7 separate regions of the Homo sapiens genome follow, and all the other regions are linked to region 5. Evidence: chromatin contacts called from ENCODE Hi-C or POLR2A ChIA-PET data. All regions are on one chromosome and are shown on one strand. The core of a region is the stretch at or near the end of the contact, and the rest is flanking DNA. Distances in the headings are between cores, read along the strand shown. Region 1 holds the start of PPP2CA-DT (PPP2CA divergent transcript). Region 2 overlaps CDC42SE2 (CDC42 small effector 2). Region 3 holds the start of UBE2B (ubiquitin conjugating enzyme E2 B). Region 4 holds the start of CDC42SE2 (CDC42 small effector 2). Region 5 holds the start of IRF1 (interferon regulatory factor 1). Region 6 overlaps LOC105379182 (a long non-coding RNA gene). Region 7 holds the start of C5orf15 (chromosome 5 open reading frame 15).

Region 1 (3,221 bases), core at 386-2,885, 1.7 Mb after region 5:
TAAGTGGACTACAACATTCTATTTTCAGTGTATGTGAGACATTATTTAAACACTAAGCACAATGTCTGGAATACAATCTCAGTCGACAGTTATTATCACTACTACTACTTGCAGCCACAAAATACTATCAAGTAATTTTTGCAACAAAGATACAAAATTTACCGCTCTTCCATTTTATGTTGTTCATTTTAAAAATAAACGGCAAAATGCCAAGTGTGTTAAGCTTAGAGAAGGCTTTGAGTCAGCATATAAATCATATTCAACCGACACTTGATTTCCAATCCAAAAGCTCCTTATGTAGTATGACTCACCAAATTCCCGATTTCTTCCAACTATGAAAAATAAGTTACACTCCTCCCTTATAGCTACCACCATGACCTTCGTAAAAATTAGGTTAAGAGAATAATTTAAAAATTCTTAAAGACACCCCTTACCTTGATTTCTGGAGAAGATCGCTTGGTGAGTTTAATACAAACCACCAAGGGGTACTAAAGCTGTGTGACCTTTAGGTATGTTCTGGGATACGGCCTAACAAGACTGCCTTTGGGGGATCCTCTGGGCAGCTCTGGACCTAACTAGGCCTGGGTACCAGCGGCAAGACTCTTACTCAGCCCACCGGAGAGGCCCAGGCTCCATTCCCAAGCCGCAGAATCCAAGCCAGCTCACCCTCAAAACCGTCCCTGACGATGACCCACAGGGTCTCCGCTCCCCCTGCCACCTCGTCTGGCGCCAAGGCCGGCTGACTCAAAAGCCCAGGAGTCGAGTGAACGGCGCCATTTTAGGCGGCGGCGGCAACCAATCCCTGCGCGGGAGGCAGGGGGCGCCGGGTCGTTAGGAAGCCGCCGCCGGCCAGGATGGGCGCCGGTCTCGGAGACTCGGGGGGCCCGGACCGGCGGCCTCCGCCATGTTGCACCCTCCTCACGGCCGCCTTTTCCTCGGCGGGCTCGGCCCCGCGGCGGCTGTCCGCAGCCGTACTACAGCTCACCTTCTCGCAGAGGCTCTTGACCTGGGACTCGGACAGCTGCTTGCACTCGTTCAGCTGCTCGATCCACTGGTCCAGCTCCTTGGTGAACACCTTCTCGTCCATGATGCCACCCGCCCCAGCCGGCTGCCGCTCCGCGCTGCTCCCGCGCCGCCGCCCGCACACGGGCCTACACGCACACGCCGCCGCCGGTTCCTCGTGTACTTCTGGCGGCTGTTGAGGCTGGCGCTGGCCCGCTGGCTCTCACCGCAGTACTCGGCCGTCGGCCGCTGCGCCTCCTCCTCCGCTCGCTGAGGCTCCAGAGCTCGGCTCTCTGTAATGGCGGCCGCCGGGCGTGGTGACGTCACGCCCGGCGTCAGGAGGCGGCGGGGAGCGGAGGGGAAAAGGGCCGGGGAGCAAGCTGCGCAACTGCAGAGCCCTCCCCGGGCGGCCGCACGACCGGAGTTGGGGCGCAAACTGGGGGTCAAAGCGCAGGCGCGACGTAGCCGGCTGGTAACTGAAGCGCCTTGACTTTTTGGGCGTGGCTCCCGGAGGGCGGGGTGGTGGGGGAAGGGAAGGATGGAGCTGGAGCATGCGCAGTGCGCACAGCGGCGAACCGGACTAATCCCTGAGCACTATTCCAGGAGAGGCGAGGGCTTGGGCCGCGCGCAGGCGCAGACCGGATGGAAGCCGGGGCCACTGGCAGCCTGTAACTGGTTCCCCTGGGAAGGCCGCTCTGGTGATGAACTCAGCTCCTCACCTGGGGCCTGGCAGTCCGATCACGGAAACGAGAATTGCGACCCCGTGGCTCATCTGGGGTGCTGCGGCTCTGTAATCGTGTGGGTTTCCGTCATCTTTGGGGGCAGGAACGGGCAGCGAGTGGCCGCTTGGATTAACCACCCCCACCTCTGGGCGCGGCTGGCACCTTGTAATTAGGTCACTCGTAGGTGGAGGAGCGTGTACCTACCGGGGGAGTGCTGCGCAGTGCACCTGACTTCCGCGGCACACACCCGTCCCCGGACCTAGGTGTCTCGTCGGGCGCGATGGCGGGGGCGAGGCTTGGGCTTTTCTTTGGGCCTCGGACCGCGGCTCGCTTCCACGCGCCCCGCTCCTCGCCGGTGGTTGCTTTCCTCCAAGTTTAATTCTCTCTGGGAATGAGAGACCCTCAACCCCTGCGCGCCCTGGCCTACTTTCAAGAGGGGAAGCCCAGAGAAGATGGATGCACCTGTCCTGACCGCGTCTCGGTGGCGTGAGAAGCAGCTGTGATACGTGCTTAAAAGAGAGAGCTCGTATACCCTAGGATTGGACCTCTGTCTGGTTATGAATCGCTTTGGAGTTTGCGAAACGTTTTCACATTCCATTGTCCCTGCTTTTACATAAATATCTGGTTCCATAGAGCGCCAGCTATATGCCAGATCCGGAGGGGTCATCCAGACGGACCAGGGACCATGCCCTGGAGCTTGTATTCTCCCAACAGTACTGGCTGAAGATGGTTTGGGATAGGCAGAAGAGAGATCATAATGCCCCCAGGATTTGAAAGATATAGAAGCTTTCCAAAGAACATTTAACCATAAAGGGCAAGGCAAGAGCTGAACCTGATCGCCTGTCTTCCAGGAACCCCACCCTCAGTATCAGGCAACCCTTCCACACCCAAGTGCTCAGCGATGCTTGGGAGGAGACTGCTCACTCTGCGGCTCTGAGGGCATCATCCCCACCAACAGGCTGAAGAAGGCACTGGAGGCCCCATCAGCCAATAGCAGGACTGAAAATCCTCCTTTATCCAAGACAACGTGTTTGGCAAGGCCGACTGGCTTGGCCTCCCTAGGCTGGAAATTGCAATTCTGCTTTCCCTTCACACCTCCCATTAGTGTGCACAAAAGAAAGTACCTTAAATCTACTCTTCTAGAAGTCTTATCACATACTTAATTTACCAGACTGGGAAAAAGACCCTTTAGCCCAAATTCTGTCCCTGTTTTGCAGTTAACATCCCCAAACAATAGAAGGGTAAGAGTTAAGACCAAGTGGAATGAATAAGGAAAAAATCATCACTTAGTGCCCGTGATTATAAAGCCATACCCAGTGTGCTGTCTAATCTTATTCTTTACCGTTGCCATGAACCTGTGTGAGAACTGTCTGATGGGGCAAGAAGCAGACAGGCACTCAGAAAAGAGAAGGGACTTGCCTAAGATAGTGGTCAGGATTTAAAACTGCACACTCCCAAGTACAAAGTCTCAGCCACAGTCATGCAGTTGACCTTCCA
Region 2 (3,645 bases), core at 87-2,586, 1.2 Mb before region 5:
AATATGAATATATGTTTTTTCACAAAATCTTACATAGACTCTGACATTTCACTTTAACGAATATTATCATAAAAGTATTACTTTTTATTACTTCAGTTTGAAAGGGTCATATTGGAAAGTGAAAATTCTGTTTGACGAGGATAAAGCTGTAGGTAAAGTTGTGATTAAAAACAATGGTGTTTATAGAGAGTAGAATGTGGTAAGTCAACTGGAGAAAAGAATTACTTTCAGCAGTAATTTTTTTCTTAAGAGCCCTCTTACCATTGCACAATAGCCTGATTGTTTTATACTAGCTGATGAAAACCATTCAGGATTCTATGTACAGCAGAATTATTTTAATAATAGCCCTAGGGTAAAATATGAGCCTGTAGATAAGTTTATATTTTTTAGTCTGTCCAAGTCCGACTGATCCTTTAATAGTAAAATAATTTTGGAAGAAAACTGTGTTTTATTGAAGGCCTTCATCTATCTGTAGTATGACAATTTTATTAGATATTGCTACCCTTTTTATGTGTGAGAATGAGGAGTGAAATAGTTCTTGGAAAAATTTTAGCATGTAAGAATTCTTATGTTAATGTTTCCTTTGATTTTTGTTTTATGAATGTGAAAAATCCTTGTGGAAGAATTGCTCATATATATTGGTATATTGCATTCTTTGGAAATCACCAGTTCCAAATTTGTCAAGTGGTTGTTTGGGTCGTTAAATAGCAATTGTAAAAGCAAATCAAAGATCCTTTAAGGATTTTTCCTTGATCACAGTGATATCCATTACCTGGGGTAGAGTAGACCGCTGATGTCTTGCCTTCATTTTTATTGTTCTTAACCTCGTCCTTTCTGTGTTGTATCACTGCTTGCTCACAAGCTCCTCCAGTCTTTTTCTCTTCAGTAGCTTTTTCTCTTACCCCCTTGTGCTACTTCCTGAATGGTGTATATGTTGCTGAAAACATTTCTCATGTGGTAAAGAAGAGTAAAGAGCAATGTAGTTGATGTGGCCTTTTCTACTGAGAAATGATGCATTTGTGGTCTACAGAAGAGACTTGACAGCCCCTAAAGAAGTGTTTTTTATCTACATTACATGTTTGTGAGTGGATATGCAAGTGCCTCTGTTGGAAGGTAAAGTGAATCTTGAAACAAATTCTAGAAAAGTGTTTAGAATTATTCCATACATTTTGCTGTTGAAAAAATAGTATTTAAAGAAAGTTTCATCTCACAGTGAATTTTTAGCCTCCTCTTTTAAGATTTATTTTGTGAACAGTGACCTTGTTTTTGTAAACTCTACTCTGAAGAAGTTTAGAAATTAGTCACACAGTAAGTGGCAGAACAAGTATTCAAAGTCTTGCCTGATTTTCCATAGTCATTTAGCTTGGAAAGCATTGTAAAGTGGCAGAAAGAATATGGACTTTGAAATTTAGACACACCTCGATTTGATCTCTAACTTTGCTGCATATTTGCTGCGTGGCAAGTTCTTACCGTTGGTGATTTTCATTTTCCTTTTCAGTTAAGTGAGAGTAATACATTTGTTAGGATTAAATGAAGTAATGCACATAAAGCATTTGGCTTGTAGAATAAGATGTTAATAAATGTTTAATTTCCTTTCAACAATACCATATCGTTTTAAAATGTCTTGGGAGCCACTTGGACATTTCACTTGAAAGTTAAGTGCCATCAGGAAACTAGAAACATGTATAACCCAGGTAGTGATCTTTCAGGGAAATTTTAATTTCCCTGTCTAAGGAGGAGAGTAGTTTTTCGGACTGTTTTAAAAATATGTGACTTAAAGGAAAGTTTTAAGGTTAAAAGCTGAAATAGAACTGAGTTAGGATGAGTTAATTATTGCTGACCAAAATTGTAAGAAAGTCCATTTCTACATTTCCTGAGAAATCGAAACATTTGTGTTATATACATAGAGAAGTCACTTTTAAAGGCTAAGAACTGACCATTTGAAAAGTTTATGATTAAGATATGGGGAGAAAGTGTTCATTTTTAAAGTAATAAACAATAGCAAGTTTCTCTTATCAGATTTAAGGTTTAAGGAATGGTGCTTGTTCAGACCTGAGTACAGTGATGACACAGGTACTAAATATGTTGTTGGAGGTAGTATAAATCTGGAACCTGTTTCAAAAGCGCTTTGGCATATTTGTGTGTATTTCCACTTCTGAGAGATTATTCTAAGGAAGTAACCTTTTTTTTTCTTCTTTGGGGGGAGAGGAGGTTATTTTCCTTCCTTAATGACACCCTAATTGAGATAATTCACATAAAAAATCACCTTTTTAAAATTATTATTATTGAGATGGAATCTTGCTCTGTCACCTAGGCTGGAGTGCAGTGGCGCGATCTCGGCTCACTGCAAGCTCCGCCTCCCGGGTTCATGCCATTCTCCTGCCTCAGCCTCCCGAGTAGCTGGGACTACAGGTGCCCGCCACCATGCCTGGCTAATGTTTTTGTATTTTTAGTAGAGACGGGGTTTCACCATATTAGCCAGGATGGTCTTGATCTCCTGACCTCGTGATGCGCCTGCCTTGGCCTCCCAAAGTCCTGGGATTACAAGTGTGAGCCACTGCACCTGGCCCTTTTTTTTTTTTTTTAAGATGGAGGTTCACTCTTGTTGCCCAGGCTGGAGTGCAGTGGTGCAGTCTCGGCTCACCGCAGCCTCCACCTCCCGGGTTCAAGCGATTCTCCTGCCTCAGCCTCCCGAGTAGATGGGATTACAGGCATGTGCCACCATGCCTGGCTAATTTTGTATTTTTAGTAGAGATGGGGTTTCTCCATGTTGTTCAGGCTGGTCTCGAACTCCTGACCTCAGGTGATCTGCCCGCCTTGGCCTCCCAAAGTGCTGGGATTACAGGCATGAGCCACTGCGCCTGGCCAAAATCACCTTTTTTACATAAGTCAGTGTTGTACAACCGTTGCTACTAATTTTATATTTTCATCACCCCAAAACAAAATGAGTAGTCATTTCTGTTCTTCCCTCCCCACATCCTCTGATAGCCGTTTACATATTTTCTCTTTCTAGATTTGCCTCTTTGGACATTTAATGTAAGTGGAATCATGCGATATGTGACCTTTTGTGTCTGGCTTTTTTCATTTAGCATAATGTTTCAAGATTTATTCATATAGCATGTATCAGTACATCATTCTCTTTTTTTTTTTTGAGATGGAGTTTCGCTCTTGTTATCCAGGCTGGAGTGCAGTGGTGTGATCTCGGCCCACTGCAACCTCTGCCTCCTGGGTTCAAGTGATTCTCCTGCCTCAGCCTCCCAAGTAACTGGGATTGCAGGCCTGTGCCACCATGCCTGGCTAATTTTGTATTTTTAATGGAGACGAGGTTTCTCCATGTTGTTCAGGCTGGTCTTGAACTCCCGACCTCAGGTGATCCGCCCATCTCGGCCTGCCAAAGTGCTGGGATTACAGGTGTGAGCCACTGCGCCAGGCCCATCATTCTCTTTTATGGCTGAATATTATTCTGTTGAATGCTTATACAGTATTTTATTTGTCCATTTATCAGTGAATGGACGTTGGGTTGTTTGCACATTTCAGTTATGAATAATGCTGCTATAAATATGAACATTCATGTACAAGTTTTTGCATGGATTTGTTTTAATTTATCTTGGGTATATATACCTAGGAGTAGAGTTGCTGGGTTGT
Region 3 (3,628 bases), core at 912-3,411, 1.9 Mb after region 5:
TCAGCTCAACAGGGAAAGAGGGGGTAGGAGGAGGACCTCAGCATTGCCCTAATCTTGCCCATAGTTCCATGGAACCAGAAAGGGTTAACTTTTCCCACTTTCCTTGTACCTCCCTTTCTTCAAACCCTGAATTCTGTCTCTGCTTTCAGTGACTGCCTTGACTGATAAATTACAAGGGTTTTTTTGGTTGTTGCGGGATTTTTTTGAGGCAGGGTCTCAGTGGCATGATGATGGCTCACTGCAGCTTCAACTTCCTCGTCTCAAGCGATTCTTCTGCCTCAGCCTCCTGAGTTGCTGGGACTATTGGTGTGCGCCACCATGCCTGGCTAATTTTACTTTTTGTAGAGACAGGATCTCCTATGTTGCCCAGGCTGGTCTTCAACTCCTGGCCTCCCAAAGTATTAGGATTACAGGCATGAGCTAATGCCCCAGCTCATGAGGGATATTTTTAAGATATAGTTTCTCTTTACCATTTTTCTCCATGTAACCCTACCTGTGTGTCTTCCTCCTTTGCTATTGGAAGGGTTAGGACTGCAATGGCAGAAAGGCAAAAAAATTAAGAATATTCAGCTTTTAACTTAAAAAACACATTGCGAATGTCTAACAGGACCTATCAAGAGTTAGGCCTGGCTAACCTGATCACCAAGGCAGTCACTGGAAGCAGAGAGGGAATTCAGGGTTTGAAGAAAGAGGTACAAGGAAAGTCAGAAAAGTTAACTCTGCTTCCATGGAATCAGGGGCAAGGCTGAGGCAATGTTAAGGTCCTCATTCCACCCTCCCTTTACCTGTTGAACTGAACAGTTCCCCAAATGGATACAAAAGTACTCAGAGTCCTTAGTATAACAAAGTCCTGAAGGTAGGAATTGGAAGCAATAGAGGGAAGGACGGTGACCACAGAAAATATTCAAGGTCTTTGGGAGGTCAACACCTCTGAACCCCCTGGTGGTGGGGGGCCCTTCTGGCCCATTTGCACCTTTCTTGCTAGTGTAGAAAACCTGAAGTTATCTCAGGCTAGATATATAACCCTCACTCATGTCTGCCGGAGCTCTCCCCCAGAATATGAATCATATTTGTAGGTTTCTTTGACAACCAACCACTCATTGATATGCTTGGAAGACTGCACCCCCACATTCCTTAAAAATACAATGGTACTCCCCCACCATAGGCAAGTCCCCGGACTCTGACACATATCTTCAATTGAAAGCAGACCCAGAAAGGAAAAACTGCATAATACACCATCCTTTAATATTTGCCCAGAATTTCCAATACTAGAAACCCCACTGCAAAGCAGAAAGACTATCTGGTAGCTTCAAGGAACCATTTCAGGAGATTGTTGTGTGGGCCTCAGTATTCAAGGCTGCCTTAGAAGATCGTGCGATCCTCTCACTCTTCTTGCCCCAAGTACCAGAGTTAATAAGCCACTGAACCAACCAGAGGGGAATTATTTTTGGTCCCGGTTTAAAGAAAACAAAACAAGCTGTTGATTCTGCCATGACCTCTTGGGTAATGTTGTCTCTATACCTGTGATAAACAGAAAACAACTAATAAAGGTTTATCCCGCCCTCACCCTCTTAAACCCGCTTCACAGACCTGGCTGAAACTCACATCCAGGCGAGGCGCTCACGTGACCCGTTCTAAACGCGTCATAGGGACACGTGGTTCTAGATACTTCTCCCCCTCCCACTCAGGGGTGGATTGTTGACAAGGCCGCGGGCAGTCACGTGATCTTACATCATCCCACCTCCTTTCCCTGAAATCTCTGGCCCGGATGCGTCCCTCTTTCTCCACCCCGCCGAGCCTAAACTAGTGACGGGGAGGGAGACGGGATAGTGTTTCTGTTTCGTGGTCTTTGAATCCACAACCTCTAGTCTGAACACAGAGAACACAAATTTGTCTATTACTTCAGGAAGCCCAGGGGGAACCGCGCCCCGCTGAAGGGCTCGGGGAAGGCGCGCTCCCGCGTCCCGCCCCCTCCTCCCCCAGCACTCACACTGTGGTAGCGGCGGAGGGCGGAGGGATCCGGAGGCGGCGGAGGGAGACGTCATTGCAGGGTTGTTTGTCAGTCTCGGCGGCGGCGGCGGCGGCGGCGGCGGCGGCGATCCACAGTGATTCGGCCGCCGCGCCGGGGGGTGGGGGGGCTGCGCGGGACTTTTTTTTTTTCAGACTGACCGCGGGGCAGCTGCGGAGCATGTCGACCCCGGCCCGGAGGAGGCTCATGCGGGATTTCAAGCGGTAAGGGCCTTCACCTTCGCCTAGATGACGGCCCCTCAAAGCTGCGGGGCTGCAGGGCGTGGATCCCAGACACCTTCCCCTTTGTGACCCTCAGAGGGCCGGCTGTGGGCCCAGCGGGACTGGCGGAAGCCGGGTCCTAGCCTCGGCCCTACTCCCATAAGCTTTGCCGCTCGTTCTGGCGCCCGAAGAAATTTTGATACTGCTTCCCCTCCCCACAAAAAGTAAAACGGTGTCGATCGACTGGTCTAGGGTTCCCTGCTGCCCATTTCGGCCAGCTGCCCGGCGTCTCGCCCAGGCGATCAGACATTATCCGCCCGCCCCTGCACCCTGCGGCGCCCCCTTCTTGTCCCCTCAAAGTGAGCTCCTGCGGGAGCTTGTTCCTCTCCGGCAGCACCAGTCAGCTTTGTTTCACGGCCCCGCCGTCTTCTCCGAGGAGCCGTGTTGGGGCGAACCCCTCTCCCGACTCCTGCCAATCCTTTCCATTTGTGCCCTGAGGGTGGGGTCCAGTGCGTGAGGCCCGGAGGTTAACCCATCCCCCGAAACCCGACTCTGTCCCCGCCCGCCTGAAAGGACCTTGGGAACTGACTTAGAGATCTGGGACCTTAGAGCTGGCCACCCCGGCTGCCAGTGCTTTCTGGAACTCAGCTCTGGCTGGTGAAGAAAGCCCCTATCTATAGCCTCCCGAGTCTGGAAAAATGCCTTCCCTTAGACTGGCGCTAATCTGATACTCCCTGGGCCTCCTTTGGTAAATAAAATAGGGTTTTGTTAGGAGGTATTGGGGTTGTGAGATAGAAAATGATTATTCCGTTGTTTACCTTTTATTGGATACTTAGAGACATAGAAAAAATAAGTGAGAAAACATCATTTTGATACTCTGCACATTTTTCTTAACATTTTTTCTGGGGACACCTGCCCTAATTGAACAAAATATCTAGCATAAAAACTTAGATTTGTCGCTCAGGAAGTCACCTCTCAGCTATTATAAAGCCTATGTGAGGCACTTGGATTTGGCCAACTTATTTAATTCATTCGTAGCTTCTCTTAGCCATTTAAAGGTAGGCGTCAAGCAGTGCAGTTCTTCTAAGGCTTCTGTTCGTGGTGGCCTAATTTGCTTGAGATTGACTAAAAACCATTTTTTTAATGTGGACTAGTTGCAAATTATGATGCCCCATGAAAAACAACTGCATATGTATTTGTGTGTGTATATAATGTAGCATTTTTAATTGAGGTTACAGTCTCTGAAAGGAGATGCCCTTTTTGGTGCAAAAGTCATCTTTCTAAAGCTTGAAATCAGCGTATTTGATTAGCACTCATGACAAATTCAGATAGTAAACTAGTTCATGTCATTGTCGCCCTGGCTCCTTACTGTAATGCTCTGCTTAATTCTGAGTTGAAT
Region 4 (3,767 bases), core at 609-3,108, 1.2 Mb before region 5:
TAGAATTAATAGTCTTTATGTAACCTTCCTCTACTCTATCATGTTATTCTCATTCAGTGAAATAGGATTGTAGCGTATCATTGGTCAAAAAACTGCATTAAAAGTCAAGTAAATGGTCATCACTGTACTCACAGTAACTGGAAAATCAAAATGCTTATGGTATGATGTAGATAAAGATCTTATGGTTAACTGAAACAGAAACCAAGAGAAAATTTAAAATAAAAAAAATTGGTCATTTTTTGTTGCTTTAGTTTTTTTTAATCTCAGGGAATTTTTAAATTTTTCATTTATTCTAGGGACTTGGGATACATCAGTTGAACAAAACAGACAAAAATCCCAGCTTCTACTAGGGAAGGCAGACACTAAAAGCTAAACATATCAGATAAATACAGGCATACCTCAGTATCCGAGGGGGATTGGCTCTAGGACCACGACCAGTACCAAAATCCTCTCAGGTCTCTAATATAAAATGATATAGTATTTGCACATAACCCACATATATCCTCCTGTATAAATTATCTATAGATTACTTATAATACAATGTAAGTGCTATGTAAATAGCTGTTATATTGTATTGGTTTTTATTTGTATTTTTAAATTGTTGTGTTTTTTTTCCCAAATATTTTCCATCTGTGGTTGGTTGAATCCAGAAACGCAGAAGCCATGGATGCGGAGGGCTGACTCTGAATTATAAAGATTGTTACAAGGTGGGAAGTGTCATGGGATGAAAGGAAAAATAGTAAGGTAGGAAAGATGGAGAATTTTTTTTTTTTTTGGAACACGTGTCACTCTGTCCAGCCCAAGCTGGAGTGCAGTGGCCTGATGATGGCTCACTGTAACGTAACTCCTGGCCTCAGCCTCCAGAGTACCTGGAACTATAGGTACACGCCAACACACCAGGGTAATTTTTTTTTTTTTTTTTTGTAGAGACAGGGTCTCGCTATGTTGCCCACTCTGTTCTATTTTGAAGGTACAACCAACAAGCTTTCTTGACAGATTGAAAGTGAAAATGAGAGTATGAGAGGAGTTATGGATGATATAAAGTTTTTGGCCTGAGTAACTAGAAATCCTCGCCATCAACCTAGAATGGGGAAGACCATACATTACTTACAGGTTCGAGAGCTTACTTCAGTGGCATTACGCTATCCTTTTGAACTTACGATAAAGTTTTGTAGGCATTTTGGTGGACTGCTGGCTGCTAGATAGGGCACTCATGTTTCTGATTTCTGAGATATGTAAAATACACACCCAAAGGAATCACAGAAGTCTAGTACATGTGTAATTTTCACGCATTTCAAACCAGGTGGTTTAGCCAGCCTTAAACCAGTTAATGACTGATTGAACGATTCTGACTTTTACATGAAAAAGCAGTGGTCAGAGGATGGGCTCTCAACCGCTACTGAGAGACCCCTCATCCCACAACCGCTCAGCACCCACCCACCCACCCTCGCCTGTGCGCGTCCACCGCCCCACAACGTGCGCAGACGTCGCTCCTCCGCACGGATGTCCGCGGCCCGGGCCGGGGTGGGAAGGGGCTCCCCCACGCTCCCGCCCAGGTTTGGTCGCCATCTTTCGGAGCGTCCTTTCCCGCGAGTGCTGCAGTCCCGGATCTCAGGCGTCCGTTAGCTACAGAGGCCAATTCCTAACCCGCGCGGCTCGAATCCCGGGGGTCCCATCGCCTGCCGGCCGATTCGCCCATGCCGGAGGTACGGCGGGGGCGGGGCCTGGCGGGGGGCGGGGCCAGCACTGCGGTCGCTGCAGCTGCGCAACGGCGCCCGCCCCTCCGGCCGCTCTAGGGGCGCGCGCCGCCTCTCGCTCCGCCCAACCCGCGCGCGAGCCTGGGCGGGGAGGGGGAGCCAGGAAGCTGCGAGCGCGCTGGGGAGCGCAGCTGCAGGCGTTGGGGCGGCAGGAGCCGCGGAGCCGGCGCTGAGAGGGGCTGCGGCCGGAGCGGGCGGCTGAGACAAAGGCGACGGTGAGTGCAATGCCAGCCCCAGTCGCGCGTCGGCCGCCACGCCTCGCCCTCTCGGTCCCTTGGGCGGGGTCCCGAAGCCCCGAACCCTCGTCCCTGAGGGCTCTGGGGTGAGCGCGGCCCGGCCTTGCCAGCCGCGCGCTGCGGGCTGTGGGCTGAGCCTGCGTCTTCCATTTCAGGTTTGGGCGAGGTCCTCATGCCCTAGGACCCTGCCTTTGGTTTTTCTTCTGTTTCCTCTGAGGAATGGTTACACGCTCAGTTCAGAATTCACGGCAGGCGGACAGCTGAGGCAGCCAACTGACCGCCTGATGTAAAATGGAAAGGCAGACCCCCCCCCTCCCCCCAACTTTTCACGTCTGGAAGTCGGGAGGGTGGTGCGAGGGGCGGGCGGGGAGGGCCCGGGGTCTCTAGGTGAGGGTTTCGGGGAGCAAAGACACCTGGCTCCGGAGCTCCGACTCTTCGCCTGAGGCGCCCGACGCGTTCAGTCCGCGGGTCCTGCCGCGGTTCGCCCCGGGCCCCGGGCTTGAAAGCCCTTGGCTACCTCGTCGCGGGAGCTGAGCTACTCTTACAGGTTGTTTTACCCAGTGCTTGCAGCTTTAAGTTGCGATTTTAGGCAACGGGTGTGGTAGGTAGCGGCTCCTTGATGCCGCATTAACAGCTGAAAAAGCGCCCCGATCCGCTGACTTCACTATGTGTAAGAAACAACATTGGGGATTCCTCTTTAGCTTGCAATTATTTTAAATGATAAGCTTTTTTAGGGGAATTTTGGGGGGTGATGTGCAGTTTACAAAATCTAAATGTTTCGTTGAAGGGCCTGGCTTATAGTACGTGCTCAGTAAAGTATTTGTTGAATGAATGAATCTTGAAATATCAGACAAAGCTTATCTCACATCTAGTAAAATTTAGGCACATACTCCTTGATTATGATTAAGGAAAGAATGTCGGCAAACAGTATGTATTTTTGATATACGTTTTTTAGTTTTTGTCCCACATAACATACTGTTGATGAACAGTCCGTTCTTACTCTCAATATTATGAACATAGAAAATATATATCAAATTTGGATTTTCTCTTTTGGTTTGAGAGAAGTTGGTATACATTTTCTGTTTCTTAAAAACAGGCCTTATTTCTAATCTTTAAAAATAATGGAGAAGATAAAGAGGGAGTGGGATTGTATTTTGAAACCCAGCTTTCTGTTTCATTATGAATAAAGGAGTTTATGTGTTTTTGAGAAGGGACTGTGGTATGGTCTTGCTGCTTTTTGAGCAAGGGAGAACTCTAAATTTAGGGGGGGAAAAGCTAATGTTGCACTAATATAATAAAATGTCACCATTTACTCAACAGATATTCATTAAGCACCTGTTTATGGGCACAGGCAAAATCCGCAATTATCCTTTTCTTAAACTTGAATGCAAAGTTATTTCCTTATTATTGATGTCGCAAGTGGTGACTGTCTTAAACCCCTAGTGGCTATTTCAGTTGGGAAAGATGGCAGGTGAACTGCAGGAAGTGTAAATTCATAACAGCCTTTAAAGGTTAATAAGTAACTTTGTACAGCTAAAATTATTGGGTTAAGCTTTTATATTGTCAGTTTAATAGAATCTGTCTACATTTTAAAATGAAGGGAGGAAGACATTTAATAAGCTAGTGTTTTTATTATCTCCCTGGTCCCTATTAGGAGACTTTGGTACAGTGTATTGAAGGGTAATGTACTTCTGGTCCTGTTTTCTGTAAATAATCTTTGTAATAACATTTTCTGTTTTTAAAAATCCCCAGAGATAAACAGTAGATTCCTTTT
Region 5 (3,716 bases), core at 53-2,552:
ATGGGCATGTTGGCTGTAAAGAGAACACAGAGGCTCCAGTCTGGAATCTGTTGAACAGTACCTGGGCAGTGACCTGCCCCACCCGAGGTCACTTAGTTACCCTCCCCTCACCTCAGCCAGCTGCTAGGTACTACACTCAGTGCGGAGGGGAGCTGCGCTGGAATAAAACTGCTCTCCAAATTTTTTCAGCATCTTAGGCAAAAATGCTTTTGCCCCTTCCTTCAGCCCCTCCCAGCCAGTCTCTGGAGGAGACAGGCATGCAAGTGATGGCTTCAGGATTCATATGCAGGAAAAGAGACAAAATGCACAGATACCCTAATTTCAGAACTTTTCGCTCAAAATTCAAATCCTTTGGGAAGGGAGGGACTTCTTTTGCTTGATGCCAAGAAGAAATTCCCTTGACTTGAGTTGTAACCACTAGCTAGCAAAGGGCTAGCCGTCACCCTGAACAGCCCCCTCCCGCCCCCCTGAATCCATTCTACGCCTTCCTGACAGCCACAGCGCCCACAACGCTAAGACCAGGACGCTAACCCTTCCGGCCCGGTTTCCCCTCCTCTGGAGAAGTGGCCCAAGGAACACCTGTGGCGCCTCTTCCCGCAGTCTCCGTAGGTCACGATTCCCTCCAGCCACCTGGGCAGTAAGCCAGCCCTTGCCACCAGCACAGGGAGCCCAAAACCTGTCGCCTGGGCGCGGAGCTGGGACCGCCGAAAGCCGGGAGCACTGGGCGCCCACGCGTGGGCTGACACTCGGTCCCCGGCACGGCGTGTGGATGCGCGGGACGAACATAGCGGGCCACCTACAGGCCCCTGGCGGCTGCGCGCACGCAGATCTGCGAAAGCTGCCGGGCGCCGGCAGCCTCGTCCGGGTGGGCGGTCCACGCCGCGTCCCGCCCTCCCCGCGCCGCGGCCCGCGGCTCGCAGCTCCTCCGGCGCCCCCCGGAGCCCGCGCGGAGGCCCGGGCAACGCCGCGCGCCGGCGAGTCTCCAGCCTGGAGCTTTCGACCCCCCACTTCCTGGTGCCCCGCGCGCCTTTTATTCGACGCCGCCGGTGCCCCGCGCCTCAAAGGCGTACTCACCTCTGCTGCAGGAGCGATTCGGCGGTCGCGCGCGAGGGTCCCGGCGACGCAGGGGCTGCAGTGAGGGCGCGCGGAGCGCGACTCCGAGTGGAAGAGGGAAGAAGGCAGAGGTTGCCGGGTTCTTAAGGCCGCCGGGCACGGCCGGCGTGGACTGGGCACGGCTCCGGGTGGCCTCGGTTCGGCGGGGCTCGGGCGCACGTCTTGCCTCGACTAAGGAGTGGCGAGCTCTGCCAGGGCAGCGGCGCCACCGAGCAATCCAAACACTTAGCGGGATTCCCCAGCCCTGGCCGGCCCCGCCCCCGGACAGCCGCGCGGGCGCCCATTGGCCGGCTGCGTGCCGTCATTTCGGGGAAATCAGGCTGTTGTAGAGCTAGCGGCGAAGGGGAAGTACAGGGCGGCTGCTCCGCCCCACCCTCTCCGGCCGGGCGCCACCGCCCCGGGGCCACCGCGGGCCCGCCCCGAGCGCTCCCAATCCACCCCTGCTCCGGCTTGCCCGGAGGAGGGCTGCCCGGGACAGCCCAGCGCCCCTGGCCCCAGCCTGTCCTCTCACTCCGCCTTGTCCCAGCCGGCTGGCTCCTGGGGCCATCTTTTCACCCTCCTGGCGGGGCGGGGGCGGGGGTATATCTCCCGAACGCAGGTGAGGGGATCGCCCGGGCACTTGCCGCCCTCTCCAGTGGGAACACTGGGCCGAATCTCCCGACTGGCAGCCTGGCTCCTCAAGCTTGCCAGTGGGATATCAAGAAGGGAGGGTTTCAGTCCTAGCACTACCCCTGTTTTTAGGGGTGACCCCCTCCCTCCAGGTCACTCACCTGCCCTGGGGAAGTGAAGAAGGCAGAAAGCCTACCCTGCCCCGTGTGCTGTCTGGGGCTGCTGGACCAGGGGAAATCCCAACTTGGCCGCTGCTGGCACAGCCCCCAAGGGACGCAGGACCTCTGTTTTTCAACCATAAAATAATAGTAGCCCTACCTTGATGGTTTGCTGTGATGGGAAGAGATTGTAAAGCACTATGCTCCACTCGGGCAACAGACGCTGAGTAGTTTTCAAGGTCGCCGTTGCAGGGTCTAATAGTGACCAGGATGACACCCCACCCCTTTTCGGTCTGCCTCCCTGGGACTCCCCCTGGCTGGCTTTAGGGAACAGAGGAGGAGAAGGGGTTCAGAGAAGCCCAGACGGCTGAGTGAGGGTAGGGGTGGGCTAGCTCTGATCCCTCCTAGCACTCTTGCCTCAGGCCGCCTCCAGAGCCTCCCTGTGGCCCGCGTATGGGAGTTCCGCAATGGAAGCATTGCTGTCATCTCTGAGTCCCCAGGGCTTGGCCCAGAGAGGTTCTGGGCAGCATGGAGGAATTAGCTCAGGGCTGATCAACGCCATGGGGCTAGCCAAAGGGTTGGGGAGCCCAGGTCCCATGCTCCTTGGTAAGGCCCCTACTTAACTCTCGCGCACAACTAGTCCCCGCCCCACGTATAGTCCTAGAGACTTGACTGGGTGTTCATTTTCCATCCAAAACTCTGGCCCAGGAGGCTTCTTCCTTCATCTCCCTAAAGCTCCTGCAGAAGTAAGTTACTCTCCCAGGCGTGTCATTTCCTTCACCCCAGCTCTCCCTCCAGGGCAGCACCCCATTTTGCAGGCTATAAATAGACACACCCATGCAACATTCGACTTGCCAGTCACTCTACCTCCCTCCCGTAGAGGAAATGCATGGGTTAATCCCATTCTGGCGCATTGCAATCTGAGTGCTGTGACCAATGCCAAACCTGGTTCCCAGGATACCAGCAGGAATGGGCAAAACTGTCTACCAGATAGAGGTGGGTCAGGAGCTAGGAGAGGAAAGGAGGTAGGAGAAACTGAGGAAGGAACCTAACTGAGTGTTAAGCAAAGTGGAGGGCAATGACACTCTGGAATGGAAAGGTGGGTTTTGGGGTACTTTAAGTGACAAATGGAAGTGGGGACTTGCTACAGGGACCAAGACCTTCTGAGCAAGAATAAGAGAAAACAAGTGACCCCTGAGTCGTGGGATCCTTTCTTGGTACAGCAAATAGATGCTTGTCCTTCCCCTGAGAACCTGACACATCCACTGGAAAATTCAGGATGAGATTAGGGAAAGGAAGTTTGCATCTTTGTGGTCTGATAAGTTGACCACAGTGACCCTGTGAAGGCAACAGGACACTATAAAAAATGCTTTAAAACAAAAACTTAATTTTAATTCACAGATACAGGTATAAATATACCCGTATATGCATATGTATATTTAGCCATAATGAGCATCTTTCCATGTCATGAAATGTACTTATGCAATGTCATTTGTAATAGGTATACATTATTCTTTCACAAGGATAAATAAAAATTTACCCAATTAATCCCCTATTGTAGGACAGTTAGGTTATTTCCATTTTTTCGTAATACAAACAACACTATTAGCTAAATCTTTGTGCATATCAATAATTTTTTGCTTAGGAGAAATTCCCCAGTTAGGATTTACCAATGAAACTGTCATTTACATTTACATCTTTGACCTTTTTTTTTTTTTTAACCTTAGGGATTCTTACTTTATTTTGAAGCCTGTAAGAATATGCTTATTATGACTAGGGGTGCTATACTCCAAATCAGTGAAATAAAGCTAAGCCATGTTTAAGTACCCAACATTT
Region 6 (3,536 bases), core at 125-2,624, 1.4 Mb after region 5:
TCTATTGCTTGCGAAACCTGCACACTGAACCACCAGCCCCTTCCCAACTTTAGGAAAAGTGTCCCAAATCTTGCAGTGAGACCAAAACAGATTCATATCCAAATACACTGTCCCCTCACTGGGGTCAGAAAAGTGTGACAAGGACAATGGACCACTGACCACTGCAGGAAGAAGCTCCAGCACCTACAGAATCAGGAAGCGTTGTGGAAAGGCCGAGGGAACCACAGCGTGAGGGCCAGGAAAGCAAGGGTGGGGTCCTGTGCAGCCCCTGAGTCTGGCACTGGGCTCAGAGGAGTAGCGAAGCCCAAGTGGAAGGAGGATACAGAGACTGCTGCGGTTAAGGGCACACTGGAGGGTTTGACCTGTCAGTCTGCAAAGATGGAGACAATGACTCCAAAGGAAACCATGGAGATCTGGAATGTGTGGCCCTGGGCCACATCTCCATCTTTCTTTCTTTTTTTTTTTTTTTTTTTTTTTTTTGCAGAGTCTTGCTCTGTCACCCAGGCTGGAGTGCAGTGGCGCGATCTCGGCTCACTGCAGCCTCCGCCTCCCGGGTTCAAGTAGTTCTTCTGCCTCAGCTTCCTGAGTAGCTGGAATTACAGGCATGCGCCACCACACCCTGCTAATTTTTTGCACTTTTAGTAGAGATGGGGTTTCACCATGTTGGCCAGGCTGGTCTCAAACTCCTGACCTCAAGAGATCCGCCCACCTCCGCCTCCCAAAGTGCTGGGATTACAGGCATGAGCCACCGTGCCCAGCCTGTCTCCATCTTTCTGATGACTCCCCAAGTCCATCCATGAGCCCAGATCTAGGGTTTCGAGGGGAGAAGGGGGACGGAAGATACTCTAGGGCTTCCCACATCCCAGGACCCTGATCCTGCACCTGTCAAGGTCAGTTTGCCCTCTTGGTGGCTGGACCTTGAGACTACTGGCCTGAAGACATTCAGTGTATCTTCATTCAATTCAACGTATTTCTTCTCCATCAGATCAGAAAAATGGAATGGTCCTCTACCAGGAATAAGTTTGATTTGGTTTAAGCACAGCAGGGGCAAGAATGTGCCAGAGAGCTTTAACGTGTCTTCCTGGGCGACCTCCTGGGGCCCTCGCAGTCCCCAACAGCCTCTCCCGAGCTCTCACTGAGCCCTTGACCATGCCGCCATCTGCTCCAGCTCCAGCCTTCTTCCTCTGCCCTGCACTTGAAGCAGGAGCTCTAAGCCCATTAGCTCATTTGTGCTATAAGGCCTAAAATGAAGGCCTACTATGTGCCACCGTGACAACTGGTAAAATTGGGAGGGCCTCGGATGGTCTAACCACAAGTTCCCCCTCCACCTCTGTTCCTGTGGATAAGGTCCTCTGGCCAGACAACCTCCTTATCCGGGAGACCAGATGCAGTTCCTGCTTCTCTCTGAGTTTCAGTTCCCTGCCAGCCCTCAGAACTATTCAGCCAAGTCAACCACGTCCTCCCATGGGCAGCAGGGGCACCTCGCCCTCTTGGTACTACAAAGCCTGCTTCCACAGCCCCAGGTGGTTCACATTGCTCCTGAGTGTGACTCCCCTGTGGCTGGTGTGGAGTGCTGAGTCCTCCCTGGGGCTGTGAGCATATATGACTGATAAACTGCTGTCAACATATCTGTCCAGTGCTGGGTGTCAAGTGTTCACGCATCCCGTAACCATAGGGTGACATCCTCCCGCACTAATGGGGTGAAAAAGAATTGATTAAAGCACCTTAAGTTCTCCCAGTGGTGGGGAGGCTTGGTGGCTGGCCAGGGCTTGCAGAGCCAGTGAGGTAAGACATCCAGCAATGTGTACAAGTGGGAACTGGGCCTAGGGCTCCCTCAGCCTGAGGCTCTATTCCCGAGAAAGGCTTTCCCCATGGGGCTGCCCCAGGCCCAGAGGTCTGGACCACATCCACTTACTTTATCAGGCCTCTTATAGATTAAAAACCAAAGACATACCAAGATGCGGATATAAATCCTGTGGCAGGTTTTAAATGCTTACATTTAACAAATAACTGCTCCTAACATTAAAACCTCACTTGGAACCATCCCCAACATCTAAATATAAAGAGGCAATTGTGAATGTGAGGCTTAGGCCAGGAGGCTCCCTGCCCCCGGCCACCAGGCTGAGCCCCGTGTCTGGAGGGGCAGCATGTGGGCCACACTGCCTGCACCAGGCCTGCCCAACGACCATGCGGCCAGGGCTCCCCTCCCTCCTCACCCCTTCCTTCATTCCTCTTCTTTCCCTGCTCCTCCCTCCTCCTTCTCTATCCACTTCCCTTCCTCCTCCTCATCCCCACTTTCTCCTCCCACCCATCTTTCTCTCTCCCTGTACCCTCCTCCACTGCCTCTCCCCTCCGCTCCCACCCCCGCTCACACATCTGAGCCCTGAAAGCCTGTGGGGACCTTGTGGTCCCAGGTGGGCCCAACTGCTCACTGCTGCCTAACCCTCTCCCTCCCACCTGGGACCTGCTGGGTTGTGGCTTGTCCTAGGGGCGCCAACCTTCCAGATCTGCATGACCAGGTCTTCACTTTAACGCTGCTGGTGTGGTCAGCAAAGCCTGGACTCGTCAGGAAGGGCTTCATGATGCAGGAACTGCGGCGAGTCCTGTACCTTCGCTGTGGCCTCACCTCTGTGTCTCCTGACATCCTGACACAGCCTGGAGCTTTGCCTCCCCACCTGACACTCCCGACACCCTAACAGACCACACTGCCCAGTTGCCCTTGCCCACGAAGGCCTCACCTCTCCACAACCTGCCTTGTAGAGTGTAAGGTGGCCTCTCTGTCCCCTGTGGCCCACTCCGGGTGACTGACACGATGGCACCAACCAGGATCCTGCAGGGCAGGCACCGCCTCTCCTGCCATCCCACTCCTGCCTGGCTAAAGATCACAGCCCAGTGCTCCCAGCTGTATGTCCTCAGGACACCCTGGCGCAAGGTCTGGCTGGCCCTTCCACTTCCTTCAGCTGGACTGAGTTGTGGAGCTTGCCAGATGTTTCCAGAGAGGTGAAGGGAGGTCTCAGCTGTTGGAGTATGGGTGCTTCTAGTTTTAAAGAGGTGTGGGCTCTGCTAAAGTTTCCGTCTTTCATTCAGTCACACTCCCTGCACACCCACGGTGTGCCAGGCCCCATGCTAAGTGCTAGGGATACAGGGAGCAACAGCCAGACAGTGCCCTGTCCTCAGAGCTTTCAATGATGGCAGGCATTCAGCCAGCAATGACAATGATACTCAACAATGAGTATATAATAACTATTAGAATTTGAGGGACACAGGAGTGTACACCAGGGGCTCTGATTTCATCCAAGCCAGGGATGGAATGATAGGGGAAAGCCCATCTGCACAATTTTGGTTGGGATTTGAGGGGCAGATAGAAGAAGCTGGTCAAAAGAGTAAGAAAAGGAGGTCCTGTGGGGTCCTGGCAGGCAAGGGACCCCACAGGGAACCTGGGTTTCATGCATATGAAGTCATGGAAGAAGGCTCCTGTGGCCACAATGTGGTGAGTGGGGGCGGCCAGCAGGCTGAAGTCAGATCCCCCAGGCCTG
Region 7 (3,616 bases), core at 740-3,239, 1.5 Mb after region 5:
CTACCTTTGTAAACTCACTTGAAATTTGGAACTCAACACATTCTAGACTAATTTTCTTATTACAGGAGTGACTACTTTGAAATTATAAGGTATGCTTACAAAAAATACTTATATCCCAAGCTACACTGTAGTGCAGTGGAGCTGCTCGCCTATTAAAGACATGTATGTTCGTTTTCATTTAGCTTCTTTTCAGGACAGAATAATCTGAATTTATGACATTTTAAACTGGTGTATGTAAAGACTTAATTTAAAAGATAAAGATTCTCTAAAATGTCTCAGTATAGTTAGAAAAATATTTATAGGGCTCTAACAAATAAAAGCAGAGACTAAAGGACACTTAACAGTCCACATTCTGCCTCACTTCTTGCCCAATTTTCAACCATCTCTTAGGGGAAAAAAGCTGTTTCTGAAACTACAGTTGCCAGATATATATCCCTTAAGCATTCCAGCAGGAAATATAAATGTTTGTGTTTTATTTTTCTTAGATGATTAAATGGCCAAAACAATTAAGCTACTTAAGTACTTTAGGAACGGGAATATCTGCATCAACCAGGGAAATCCTCATTACATTTCACTAATGATAAAAGGGCCTTAGGAAATGGACAGCAGTCCTTCCTCAGGGACTGCAAAGACTTCTGGGAGGGCGTCCAGTTAGCAACACTGAAATGTTGCTGAGGAAACATAAGTATGTACCCACAGTACTGTCGCAGAGGAATGTAGGGCTGGACAGGCCCTGCTGGCAAGAAAGAAAACACTATACCAGGTCACACTGTTTTGCAGCTGAAAATTCAAATTTAGGGAGAAACGCAGGACTGTGTCTTGGCCTGAAAGAAAAATGGGACTACTAAACAAAATACCGTTTAATCCTTACAAGTTCTTAATAGTGGATTTTTCCCACCAAGTATCAGGCACTGGTTTACAGATTTCCTAATTTCTCAATAAAAGCCTTCAATCTCTTGATTTCACCATGCAACATTTGCAAGAAATGAAATATTTTATCAATCAAATCCTACAGATGCATTAAAACGAGGCAGGGTTATCCTGGTTAACTCGGAACACAGGGAAGAGGAATCATGATCTCCCTTGTCTCCAAACTCCTCTCTGCCTCCCAAGCCTTCAGGGGCCCAACGCCCCAGTACTCTGAATCTTTATCAAACACCAGAACCTCCCAGTCTTCAAATATGCACCAGTACCCTAAGACAGCTCTTTCCCTTTCACTTTCCCTCTCGGAAATATTCCATTGGTTCAGTCCAGTCACTGGATTACTGCCCCTGCCCGCCTCGGTCTTTACCACTGACCTCTCCCATTCTGGAAAACCCCCACCTTTCCTTGGTCCTGCAAGATTCCTGAGTCCCCCAAACTCAGGACCCTTTCCAGACACCACACCCCCAGCCCCGGCCACCTCCTCAGCCCCTGTCGCCACCCTCTCTTCCAGAGTCTCCTAACTTTCCGATCCAAGAAATTTTGGAGACCCCACCACCGCCATTCCTTGCGGCAGCCCATTCTTCAACGATCTCTAGGCGCTAACACCACTCCTCCCTCCCCGCCCATCTACACACCCTGCTGCCTGCTCCCTGGGTTCCTGCATCTCTCAGGGACCCCGCTTCTCAGGCCCCTTGGAGACCCTACCACCTTGGACCCCTTCAGACACCATACCCTCCGTCCTCAGGCCCGCGGAGACCCTGACCCAACCAGACACCGCCGTCTGCTCCTGACACTTGGAAGCGCCCTTTCCCTGGCCCGGCCTGTCTCCTGCCCTGCGCCCGAGCCCTCCTAGCCTTCCTAAGCCCACACTGCCGCCCCCCTTTACCACTGGATAGAGCGGCGGACACAAGCAGGAGCGCCAAGACCAGCGGCCGCGCCAACCCCACAAGGGCTTGGATGGCCGACCCGGGCAGCAGTTTCGCTTGTGCTGGCCCCCTCATCCTCTTCGGGACGGCAGCGGCCATAACGGACTCGGCTGGGAGCCTGCGCTGTTGCTAGGCTCTACGCCATGAGGTCAGACGCCGCGGCCCTCGGCACATACGTCCCAGCGTGGTGACGTCGAAGCCTGGAGACGTGCTCTGGAAACCGGAATAAGAAGGAAGGATTGCAGGGAGGAGGGAGTTGCCGCTAGGCGAAAGTGGGGACCGCCACACAGTTGGCTGCGGATTAAAGGTAGGGTGTGACGTGCTGAAGAGGGCCAAAGCGAGCCCCTCCCTGCCGCCTGCATGATTGGGTACTATACAGCCAAAAATAGCGTTTTTAGCCATTTTAAAAAGGAAGATCCAGCTGTAGAACAGACTGATCACGAAAGCGAAGTAACTGCTCTTCCTCTCTCAAAGGCGAAAGAAACACAAATGTTAAGTAGTCCTATTTCGGTGATGGGATTATAAGTAATTTTTAAAAATCTTTCCCGACAGTCATTTATTTTTTTTCAACAAAGATTTAGCACCTCTCCCTATTTAAGATACAGCAGTGAACAAAAAGAACCCCCCACCCCCCCGCCCGCCTTGGCAGTTTATTTTCTTGTGAGGGCGAATATGGTGTAAAATACACACTATACAAGATGATAAAGATATTATGGACCGGCCCTAGTGCAGTGGCTCCCAGCACTTTGGGAGGCCGAGGAGGGCAGATCACCTGAGGTCCGGAGTTGGAGACCAGCCTGGCCAACATGGAGAAACCCCGACTCTACTAAAAATACAAAAATTAGCCAGGCGTGGTGGCGCGTGCCTGTAATCGCAGCTACTCGGGAGGCTGAGGTAGGAGAATCGCTGTAACCCGGGAGGTGGAGGCTGCAGGGAGCCGAGATGCCACTGCACTCTAGCCTGGGCCACAGACTCCGTCTCAAAAAAAAAAAAAAAATTATGGAGGAAAAGAAAGGAAGGTAGCTAGGAAGTAGAGGTGAGGGGCTGCCATTGAAAATAACTTTCAGATTTCCTAAAATAAGCTTCTCTTTTTAAATTTTGTTACTTGAAATCCCCAGTGTATAAAAATGCAAACTTACAAACTTCCAAGAAGTTCACCTAGGGCCCTGGCGCCATACTTTGCTCTGTGTGTACGTTCTGTAAATGTCTCCTTAATAAACAGATACAGGCTTCAATTCATAAAAGTTCCATTTGATCAATTTCAGGAAAATCAATGTGACGTTAAGCAAGACATTTATTGTGCCCACAGCTTCACCATTCTGGTCTCTATGATTCCCTGCGAAGATTGCTGTTATCCCCCAGAGACACAGCTGAGCTGTCTCTCTAAAGGGCCTGTGTTCTACTCCTGAATCTGGTTTCCCCTAAGCTTTTATCTCACCCTGGTGACAGCTCAGAAACACACAAACTCTGTGTTAAGAAAACTAAGAAGTCATTCATCTGCACATTTCCCGAAATCCCCCAGAAGCCCGTATTAGACTGAATGGTGTCCTTATTGCAAACTCTCCACTTTAGCCAAGGTGCAAAGTCCTCCCAGTCCCCCAGGAGCTTCCCTTCTCTGAGCGGTACTTAAGTTTTCTGTAAAACCACTCAGTTCAACAAATGAGCTTCTCAATCTTAGTTTCTGCTTGTTGACTTTAAAGTTAATCTATAATAAACACACTGCAGTCCTCTTCCCTGACTCATTGTCCACTTTGTCCATTTGTGTC

Evidence for each region. A loop is a pair of places that touch in the nucleus more often than their neighbours do. ChIA-PET counts read pairs that join two places held with the same protein, here RNA polymerase II (POLR2A). Pooled maps may share reads with other maps.
Region 1: a map of CD4-positive, alpha-beta T cell shows a loop between it and region 5 (5-fold over the local background). The contact joins the promoter of PPP2CA-DT here to the promoter of IRF1 in region 5. A Hi-C loop is called at or near these places in 1 of 168 maps with a recorded cell type or tissue (CD4-positive, alpha-beta T cell), 1 of 37 single-sample maps with no recorded cell type and 9 of 50 pooled maps.
Region 2: a loop to region 5 is called in a map of naive thymus-derived CD4-positive, alpha-beta T cell, with 5 times the contacts of the local background. The contact joins the enhancer-like site here to the promoter of IRF1 in region 5. A Hi-C loop is called at or near these places in 1 of 168 maps with a recorded cell type or tissue (naive thymus-derived CD4-positive, alpha-beta T cell) and 4 of 50 pooled maps. POLR2A ChIA-PET finds 5 or more read pairs at or near these places in 2 of 52 experiments (activated B cell and activated naive CD4-positive, alpha-beta T cell).
Region 3: a map of naive thymus-derived CD4-positive, alpha-beta T cell shows a loop between it and region 5 (5-fold over the local background). The contact joins the promoter of UBE2B here to the promoter of IRF1 in region 5. A Hi-C loop is called at or near these places in 1 of 168 maps with a recorded cell type or tissue (naive thymus-derived CD4-positive, alpha-beta T cell) and 9 of 50 pooled maps. POLR2A ChIA-PET finds 5 or more read pairs at or near these places in 1 of 52 experiments (WTC11).
Region 4: a loop to region 5 is called in a pooled map, with 5 times the contacts of the local background. The contact joins the promoter of CDC42SE2 here to the promoter of IRF1 in region 5. A Hi-C loop is called at or near these places in 1 of 168 maps with a recorded cell type or tissue (naive thymus-derived CD4-positive, alpha-beta T cell) and 13 of 50 pooled maps. POLR2A ChIA-PET finds 5 or more read pairs at or near these places in 3 of 52 experiments (CD8-positive, alpha-beta memory T cell, activated CD4-positive, alpha-beta T cell and activated naive CD4-positive, alpha-beta T cell).
Region 6: a map of OCI-LY7 shows a loop between it and region 5 (4-fold over the local background). The contact joins the enhancer-like site here to the promoter of IRF1 in region 5. A Hi-C loop is called at or near these places in 1 of 168 maps with a recorded cell type or tissue (OCI-LY7), 1 of 37 single-sample maps with no recorded cell type and 2 of 50 pooled maps.
Region 7: a loop to region 5 is called in a pooled map, with 5 times the contacts of the local background. The contact joins the promoter of C5orf15 here to the promoter of IRF1 in region 5. A Hi-C loop is called at or near these places in 2 of 37 single-sample maps with no recorded cell type and 6 of 50 pooled maps. POLR2A ChIA-PET finds 5 or more read pairs at or near these places in 2 of 52 experiments (A549 and A673).

The regions. Positions count from the first base shown.
Region 1 is chr5:134,224,775-134,227,995 of GRCh38, forward strand. It overlaps PPP2CA-DT (PPP2CA divergent transcript), which reads left to right and starts at 1,636. Exons shown (of 1, transcript NR_186539.1): 1 at 1,636-3,221. It overlaps PPP2CA (protein phosphatase 2 catalytic subunit alpha), which reads right to left and starts at 1,299. Exons shown (of 7, transcript NM_002715.4): 1 at 986-1,299. The coding sequence starts at 1,087. MIR3661 (microRNA 3661) reads left to right here and starts at 983; the gene lies at 983-1,078. RefSeq lists enhancers at 589-698, 1,038-1,557, 1,558-2,079, 2,079-2,238, 2,080-2,599.
Region 2 is chr5:131,280,360-131,284,004 of GRCh38, forward strand. The region is part of intron 1 of CDC42SE2 (CDC42 small effector 2); the gene reads left to right. Among named protein-coding and RNA genes, the nearest start is that of CDC42SE2, 18 kb to the left of the region's middle. Within about 2 kb of position 1,337, at least 6 of the 41 ENCODE cell types and tissues checked have a DNase peak (open chromatin) inside an H3K27ac peak, as active enhancers do.
Region 3 is chr5:134,369,408-134,373,035 of GRCh38, forward strand. UBE2B (ubiquitin conjugating enzyme E2 B) reads left to right here and starts at 2,162. Exons shown (of 6, transcript NM_003337.4): 1 at 2,162-2,232. The coding sequence starts at 2,189. It also overlaps a transcript of CDKL3 not described here. RefSeq lists enhancers at 1,281-1,876, 1,385-1,454, 2,395-2,494 and a silencer at 1,925-1,974.
Region 4 is chr5:131,262,195-131,265,961 of GRCh38, forward strand. It overlaps CDC42SE2 (CDC42 small effector 2), which reads left to right and starts at 1,859. Exons shown (of 5, transcript NM_001375635.1): 1 at 1,859-1,972. RefSeq lists enhancers at 1,143-1,192, 2,321-3,138 and silencers at 1,313-1,382, 1,393-1,442, 1,473-2,122.
Region 5 is chr5:132,489,471-132,493,186 of GRCh38, forward strand. It overlaps IRF1 (interferon regulatory factor 1), which reads right to left and starts at 1,303. Exons shown (of 10, transcript NM_002198.3): 1 at 1,075-1,303; 2 at 1-13. The coding sequence starts at 8. RefSeq lists silencers at 135-184, 715-994, 1,255-1,704 and enhancers at 176-823, 1,845-1,984, 2,118-2,763, 2,255-2,464, 2,505-2,554.
Region 6 is chr5:133,931,502-133,935,037 of GRCh38, forward strand. The region is part of intron 3 of LOC105379182 (a long non-coding RNA gene); the gene reads right to left. Among named protein-coding and RNA genes, the nearest start is that of WSPAR, 20 kb to the left of the region's middle. RefSeq lists enhancers at 1,667-2,294, 1,757-1,816. Within about 2 kb of position 1,375, at least 4 of the 41 ENCODE cell types and tissues checked have a DNase peak (open chromatin) inside an H3K27ac peak, as active enhancers do; they include OCI-LY7, where a contact is called at or near this core.
Region 7 is chr5:133,966,636-133,970,251 of GRCh38, forward strand. C5orf15 (chromosome 5 open reading frame 15) reads right to left here and starts at 1,990. Exons shown (of 3, transcript NM_020199.3): 1 at 1,811-1,990. The coding sequence starts at 1,949. It overlaps LOC105379183 (a long non-coding RNA gene), which reads left to right and starts at 2,054. Exons shown (of 2, transcript NR_134247.1): 1 at 2,054-2,157; 2 at 3,116-3,588. RefSeq lists enhancers at 1,184-1,283, 1,914-2,133.